Linked DNA regions of Homo sapiens: region 1 is linked to region 2. The links are chromatin contacts, found by Hi-C or POLR2A ChIA-PET in ENCODE. All regions are on one chromosome and are shown on one strand. Each heading gives the region's core, a stretch centred on a gene start or an enhancer-like site at or near the end of the contact. The rest is flanking DNA. Distances are from core to core; before and after follow the strand shown.

What was found. A loop is a pair of places that touch in the nucleus more often than their neighbours do. ChIA-PET counts read pairs that join two places held with the same protein, here RNA polymerase II (POLR2A). Pooled maps may share reads with other maps.
Region 1: a loop to region 2 is called in a map of ovary, with 10 times the contacts of the local background. The contact joins the promoter of BORCS6 here to the promoter of BACC1 in region 2. A Hi-C loop is called at or near these places in 1 of 168 maps with a recorded cell type or tissue (ovary) and 9 of 50 pooled maps. POLR2A ChIA-PET finds 5 or more read pairs at or near these places in 1 of 52 experiments (MCF 10A).

What each region holds. Positions count from the first base shown.
Region 1 is chr17:8,188,682-8,191,899 of GRCh38, reverse strand. It overlaps BORCS6 (BLOC-1 related complex subunit 6), which reads left to right and starts at 1,720. Exons shown (of 1, transcript NM_017622.3): 1 at 1,720-3,218. The coding sequence starts at 1,760. The coding sequence ends at 2,833. It overlaps LOC124903913 (a long non-coding RNA gene), which reads left to right. Exons shown (of 2, transcript XR_007065604.1): 2 at 1-625. RefSeq lists enhancers at 1,261-1,906, 1,649-1,928, 1,907-2,553 and silencers at 2,039-2,088, 2,289-2,348, 2,419-2,468.
Region 2 is chr17:7,012,567-7,016,042 of GRCh38, reverse strand. BACC1 (BPTF associated chromatin complex component 1) reads right to left here and starts at 1,261. Exons shown (of 6, transcript NM_174893.4): 1 at 1,165-1,261; 2 at 887-981; 3 at 168-269. The coding sequence starts at 1,185. It overlaps RNASEK (ribonuclease K), which reads right to left and starts at 3,419. Exons shown (of 3, transcript NM_001004333.5): 1 at 3,282-3,419; 2 at 2,301-2,377; 3 at 1,511-1,898. The coding sequence starts at 3,359. The coding sequence ends at 1,757. It overlaps RNASEK-C17orf49 (RNASEK-C17orf49 readthrough), which reads right to left. Exons shown (of 8, transcript NR_037717.1): 1 at 3,286-3,476; 2 at 2,301-2,377; 3 at 1,165-1,898; 4 at 887-981; 5 at 168-269. It overlaps MIR497HG (mir-497-195 cluster host gene), which reads left to right. Exons shown (of 3, transcript NR_038310.1): 3 at 29-225. RefSeq lists enhancers at 1-35, 448-948, 1,419-1,548, 1,299-1,799, 2,979-3,158 and 2 more and a silencer at 879-1,328.

The DNA.
Region 1 (3,218 bases), core at 471-2,970, 1.2 Mb before region 2:
AGGTTTTGTCAAGCTGCAGGTGACTATAAGATACAGACAGCTGACAATTGTGGACTCCTCAGGCGTGGTGAAAGATTGAGCTACTATCATTAGGGTTGGCTGGCTAGGACCCCGGCAGGCACCTGGGGATAGTAGTGCTGGGAAGTTCTGGGGAGTTGCACTTCTGAATGCTGGCATGACACTGCCTCAAGACATCTCTCTATCCAAATGGAAAAAACAACCACATCCTTTGTCAGCTAAGGAGAGTTAGCAAACTGTTTTTATTAAATACTGATGTCTGGCCGGGCACGGTGGCTCACGCCTGTCATGCTAGCACTTTGGGAGGCCGAGGCGGGTGGATCACTTGAGGCCAGTAGTTCAAGACCAGCCTGGCCAACATGGTGAAACCCCATCTCTACTAAAAATACAAAATTAGCCGGGCGTGGTGGCGGGCGCTTGTAATCCCAGCTACCCGGGAGACTGAGTTAGGAGAATCGCGTGAACCCAGGAGGCGGAGGTTGCAGTGAGCCGAGATCGCGCCACTGCACTCCAGCCTGGGTGACGGAGTGGGACTCTGTCTCTAAATACATAAATAAATAAATAAATAAATAAATAAATAAATAAATAAAAATACTGATGTCTCCAAGCTTTGGCTATGTGTTGCAATGTACAACCTTTCCAATGTCGCTGCACCATTGCATTTAGAGGAAATCTCCATTCCCTAACAGGAACTACAAGGCCCCCTGCATGACGTGGCCCCTGCTGCCTGTTCAGCTCCTTGGCTCGAAATCCTTCCCCTTATCTTGCTGATTTTGTTTTAGTCCCAATGTCTCCTGCCCCCTCACCTCAGTTTCTTGAATACGTCAAGACTTCTTTGTCTCTGAGAGGTAGCTCAAGTTTTCTTCTCTCTGCCTGGGGGGTGGCTGCGTCTTTTTGGTTCTTTTTAGTTAAAAGTCTCACCAAAGAGGTATTTTCCTGACCCCTTACCTAAACTAGTGCCTGCTCAGTTATATTCTCAATCATAACACTTTATTTCCTGTATAGCACATATCAAAATTTGTGATCATTTCATTTGTTGAATATTTTACCTCGTGGCAAAATCACACGCCATCCTCCAAGGGGCGAGACCCCTCAGTGTGAAAGGGGCAAGAGACACAGAACAAGAGTGACAAACGCATAGGAAAGCCCAGAGGCCGCTGCCTTGACCACAGTGGGTCGCTCTGAGCAGTTCAGTGGTTAGGTCTCTTAACCAAGAAAGATAGAGCAAACCATTCATGCTCATGCTGGACTTCTGGTTTCCTTCTTTTTAGTCAACTAGGTTCAACCCTGATGGTCCAAGAAGGATATGCCATTTTCATCCTAAGAACCTCTCTAGGAACCCCAAGTGGGCTCCCCACTTGGTATTTTTGCTAAGCAATCACTGTTGGGGGGGGTACAATTACAGGCAGAAAGGATCTGAGCCCCACCCCTCGGGACTCAGGAATTTGAGGACCTTGGTCTTTAAGATCTGCCCCATCAGCTTTCAGAAAGGGCGGGGCGACGGGAGCAGCTGTCACCTCCTTCTCTCCACCCTGCCGGCGTTCACGTGTGTTCCGCTGTGCAGTAACAGCTCTTCTTCCGGGACTTCCTGGTCGCCGCGACCAATCAAAATGCTTTTCCTGTCCTTACCATTGTCAGCCGCTGCCAATCGGCTCGCCTCTACCAACGCCCCTTAAAGGCGCAGCCACTGCCTCCGGAGCCGGGGCGAACCAATTCCTCCGTTGCGGCCCCCACCTGCAGTATGGAGTCGTCTCGGGGGCGGCCCGGGCCCGAGACGGACCTTCTGGCTGTAGCGGAACATCAGGCCCTAGTCTTTGGCGGCGGGCCGGGCCGAACGTCCTCTGAGCCGCCCGCAGGCCTCCGGGTGTCCGGGGAGGAAGAGACCGAGAACGTTGGGGGCGCGAACCGCCACCCCAGGACGTCCCCGAAGACGTCAAGCTGCGGCGTCGTCCACCGGCCGGAACGGGAGGCTCTGGAGAACGAGCCCGGCCCTCAAGGGACGCTGTCTGGGGCCGGGAGCCGCAGGGGGGCGCCGGGTGCAGAGCACGAACCTTCCCTGTCCTCCCGGCACAAGAACCCGGCGCCGCCCGAGGGCAAGCCCTCCTCCGGGAGGGACTGCCGTCGAGGGGGACCAGGCGGCGGGATGGATGTTGAGCAGCAGGAGGAGGAAGACAACGACGAGGAGGCGGCCGCGGGCAGCAGAGCCGGCCGCTCGTTCTCCAGCCGTCTTCAGGACAGCCGCAGCCTGGACGGGCTGAGCGAGGCGTGCGGTGGCGCCGGGTCCTCAGGGAGTGCCGAGTCCGGCGCGGGCGGCGGACGCCGCGCCACCATCTCCAGTCCCCTGGAGCTCGAAGGCACAGTGAGCCGCCACGGCGACCTTACCCACTTTGTCGCCAACAACCTGCAACTCAAGATCCGTCTGAGCGGCGCGCCTCCACCCCCGCCTTCTGCCCCTGCGCGGCCCTGCCCAGCGCCTGCACCCACACCCACACCGGCCATTCCCCCAATCGACCCCGAGGTGCTGCGGGATCTGGAGCGGTTGAGTCGGGAGCTGGGAGGCCGGGTGGACCGTCTGCTTCGCGGTCTGGGTGGCGCGGTGCAGGAGCTGACGGCGCTGAGCGTGGGTTGCATCCAGACCTACCGCGATGCTGTGGACTCCTTAGGTGAAGCCGTGGACATGAGCATCAAGGGCATGTACACCCTGCTGGCGCGCTGCGAGGAGCTGGAGCGGGCTCTGCAGCCGGTTCAGGGGCTGGCGCGCCAAGTCCGGGATATCCGACGTACTCTGGAGGTGTTGGAGGCCCTGTGCAAGTGACCAGGAGGACAGGAGAGGCCGGTCCTGGCCAGGGCAGGGCCCAGCAGGACCCTAAGGACTCTTCAGGGAGTCCTGGTGGGAAGTGCCCACTGAGGGGAGGCCTGTGTGTTGGAGGCTCTTCCAGATGCGTTCAGCTGGCCCGTGCCCACTCGCTGGGCCTTAGGCTGGTGTATGTGGGGAAGTTCTAACGGCTCTCCTGGTGGGAAGGGATGTTGCTCTGCTTGTATTCAGTTGGCCATCTGTAGCTACCCTGTTCTTCCCAACTCTCCTCCCTAGCTAGAGCACCAGCCCTGGGAACACGGGGCTTTAGGTCTGCTTGAAGGTGAGGACGTGACTCCCACATGTAATCAGGAGAAAGGGACAGAGGAAGCCCCAGCCCCCACTG
Region 2 (3,476 bases), core at 12-2,511:
ACCAACTGTGACAATTCTATTCTTTCAGTCCTCAAGGGGATTCTAAAAAACTAGTGACAAAGTAGGGAAGCAGCTGAGCTGGAAAGGAGTTCTGAGGACGATGGAACCTTGGGTAAGGAGGAAGAAGGCTGCCCACCCGCCCTTTTCTGGCAGCCACCCTCCCTCACACTGTCCGTTCCTTGATGACACAGCTGATGTGATTAAGATCGTCCCCAAATCGCTTCACAGCAGCCCTCAGCATCTCTATTTCCGTCTCCGTCCACTTCGCACTGTCAGAAGGGGAGAGGGGGGATAGCAAAAATGGGAGGGGGGGTGTGGAGCCCGCCCACAGGCTATGCATCCCACAGCCAACCAGCCGCCTCCTTCCGATTTCTGGGACCCCTTCCACGGATGCATAAAGAGGTCCTCCGTAAGGGGAGGCGGAAAGCTCTTGAGGCCCTGCGGGAACCGGGAGGACCCCAATCACAAGAAATCACAACCACCTCCACCTTAGACACCCCTTTCCACCATCAACGTTAAACGGCTGCTGTACACAGCACACTGAAACCAACTCGCCAGGAAGGGCTTTTCAAAACAGACCCACCAACACAGCCTGCAGCCGTCTGGGGGAATTCCATGAACTGGGGTGGTTGGGAGTGGCGGTGGTTTGTGGTCGACCCGTTCGCAGCAGGGAGAACTGTGAAACAGGAGTCTGGGCTATGGGCCTGTCTGTATTTTTATCTGTCATTCATTCCCTCACCCAACGATCATTTATTAACACCGACTCTGTGCTGTGCCACGCACAAAGGGAAACTAATGTCTGTCCCTGTGCTAGAGAGGGTCCGTGTCTGTGACCGAGTCCAAGCGCCCGCTCTCAGCGTCCACGTCCCAGTCCGGGCTCACGTACCCCGCAGGAGAAGAGTCGGCCACGGGATGCAGCTGCATCGTCAGCTCCCCGAGCTTCGTGAAGGCGGCGCCGGCCGCCGAGAAGATCTCTCCGACCTGGGGGCGGGGCAGCGTCACGGGGGGCCGGCGCCCGCCCTCCCCGTCCCGCCCGGAGCCCCTAGCCCCACCCCAGGCTCGGCTCCCGCCCGCCCCCCGCCCGGGGCGGAAGAGCCGCGAGCCAAGTGGGGGGCCCGCCCTCCCGTGGCCGCCAGGGAGCGCTGTCCGCGAGGGAGGTCGAACCTTTGTGGACGCTGACGTCATGGCCCCGCGCGCCTCCTCACGGAGACGCCGCCGCCGCCGCTACACGCGAGCCGGGACCACGGAGAGCAGGGAGACTGAGCGGCTCGGGCCCCCGCGCAGGAAGTCCCGCCCTCCCCGCAGCGGATAGGCTCAACCCGGCGGCTCCCCGCCCCATCAGACGCAGTCGCTTAGACCGCTCGGCGCGCCCAGTCGATGGGGAAAGCCTTCGCCTCACTTCCGCGCCACACTTCGCTCCACTTCCGCTCAGACATCGGGACTTTCCAGGCAGAGGCCGACCTCTAGTCTCAGCCCCGTGCTCGCCCCCACTCAAGCACAGACACAGGGCTGAAGAGAGCAGATTCTCTTTATTGAGATACGGGACACAGCGAAGGGTGGAGAAACGGAACAGCCCCCCAGCCTCAGCCCTCTCCACGGGGGCCGGATGCCAGAGATGGGAGAAGGGATTCAGTCTCTCGCCCGGGAAACCCAGTCCCGCAGAGGGCGCCGGCAAGGGTGGGACGCGACCTGGGTGACACGGTGCAGGGAGTCTTTAAATAGAGGAGGGGCTGGAGCGGGGAAACGCGCCGGGGCCCTAGCGCACCATGTATTCCTTGCGCTTATTGAGCCGAACTTGGCAGAAAGAGAAGCCTCCGAGGAGGAGGTAAAGGCCTGCAGCGATGAAACAGTTGTAGCTGACTTGCTCGTAAAGGTTGTATATGTTCTGGGGGCCATTCCTGGGGGTGGGAATGAAGCAAAGGGGTCAAACTTTAATAGGAGCCAACATTTTCTGAGCACTATGTGCCCGACACCTGTTTAGGCGCTGTTACGTGTATTACTTTATTCAATCTTCTTGACCATCCTATGGGGTGAGATCTGTCATAGCCATTTTGCAGAGGTGGACTGAGAAGCACAGAAAAGTAAAATACCTAAAGAGGTCACACCTAAGGTGGTGGGTTTGGGATGGCCGCTGAGGTCTGACTCCCTGGCTCCTAACCACATTCTCAAGAAAGCCGCTCTCCTCTCCAAGTCCTCTAACCTAGGGGCCCTAAGCACCGGGCCTCCCAGACGTAATTCTGACCCTAGGCCTCGCCACCTCCCACCTGCTCCCAGCCCGCCTCCCCCACCCGAATACTTACTCAAAATCTTTCTCCGTGAAGGGAACGTCCTCAATCAACACAGCGGAATGGACATTGAAAAATATTCCGAGCATTATCTGGAAAAGGGGAATGGGTAGACTGTTGAATTCAGGCACCTGACCTCATGTTCACTTCGTAAACCCCTCCCATTTCCAATGTTGCTACAACACCCGAGCCTGAGATTAACCAAAACGAGGTGGTGGTTACTGGATTCGGACTCAGCCACCTGGAACAGGGCGTGAGGTGGTGACATTGAGACAAGTGGTCGAGGCAAGGGTGGGAATAGTGACCAAGCCATCTCTCCCAGGAACCCAGATTATCGTCCTCTCTGGAGGCGTCATCATCACGGGACAGTGCGGAAGAGGGGAGGGAGAACCGGCACTTCTTCATATCATTTCTTCTTGAAGTGGCGGTGGGTGGATTACTGGGAAAACAAGGCCCAGCTACACATTTCTGGAACAAGCACTCTCTTTTCCTCCCATGTCCTCCATTCAACTCAAGCACCTCTCAGGCACCCCGCTCTTGTTTCTCCTACCTTGAGGGGTCTCCACCTTTACCAGCCCTGGCTCCTCCCACTCCAGGGCCCTCCGCTCCAGTTCCCTTTTTTCTTTTTCTTTGGGGACGGAGTCTCGCTCTGTCACCCAGGCTGGAGTGCAGTGGCGCGATCTCGGCTCACTGCACCCTCCGCCTCCCGGATTCAAGCGATTCTCCTGCCTCAGCCTCCTGAGTAGCTGGGATTACAGGCGGGCGCCACCACGCCCGGCTAATTTTTGTATTTTTATTGGAGACGGGGTTTCACCATGTTGGTCAGGCTGGTCTCGAACAGTTCCCATTTTTCAATTTCAGTCTGTCTCCTTCTCCGGGGCCTGTAGATCCCCGGCCCCTCCGGCCTGCCTGCGGCCCAGAGTTTCCTCGCCTCCCAGCCCTCCCAGCCCGGAGCCCCTCAGGCCCTCTCCGATCCTTGCCGGGGAGTCCCCTCACCAACATGATCACTCCCCAGGCGCTGAGGACGATGCCGCAGGCGGCCAGCTTCGGCCCACAGCACAGGAGCGACGCCATAAAGAAGGGAGTCGGGGATCGCCGAGGTGCAAGCGGGCTCGGAAAGCGGTGGGAGAAAGCCCAGGATGCCCTCGCAGGGGGGCAGAGGGGGCGTGGCCCCGGCCTCAACCATCCCAT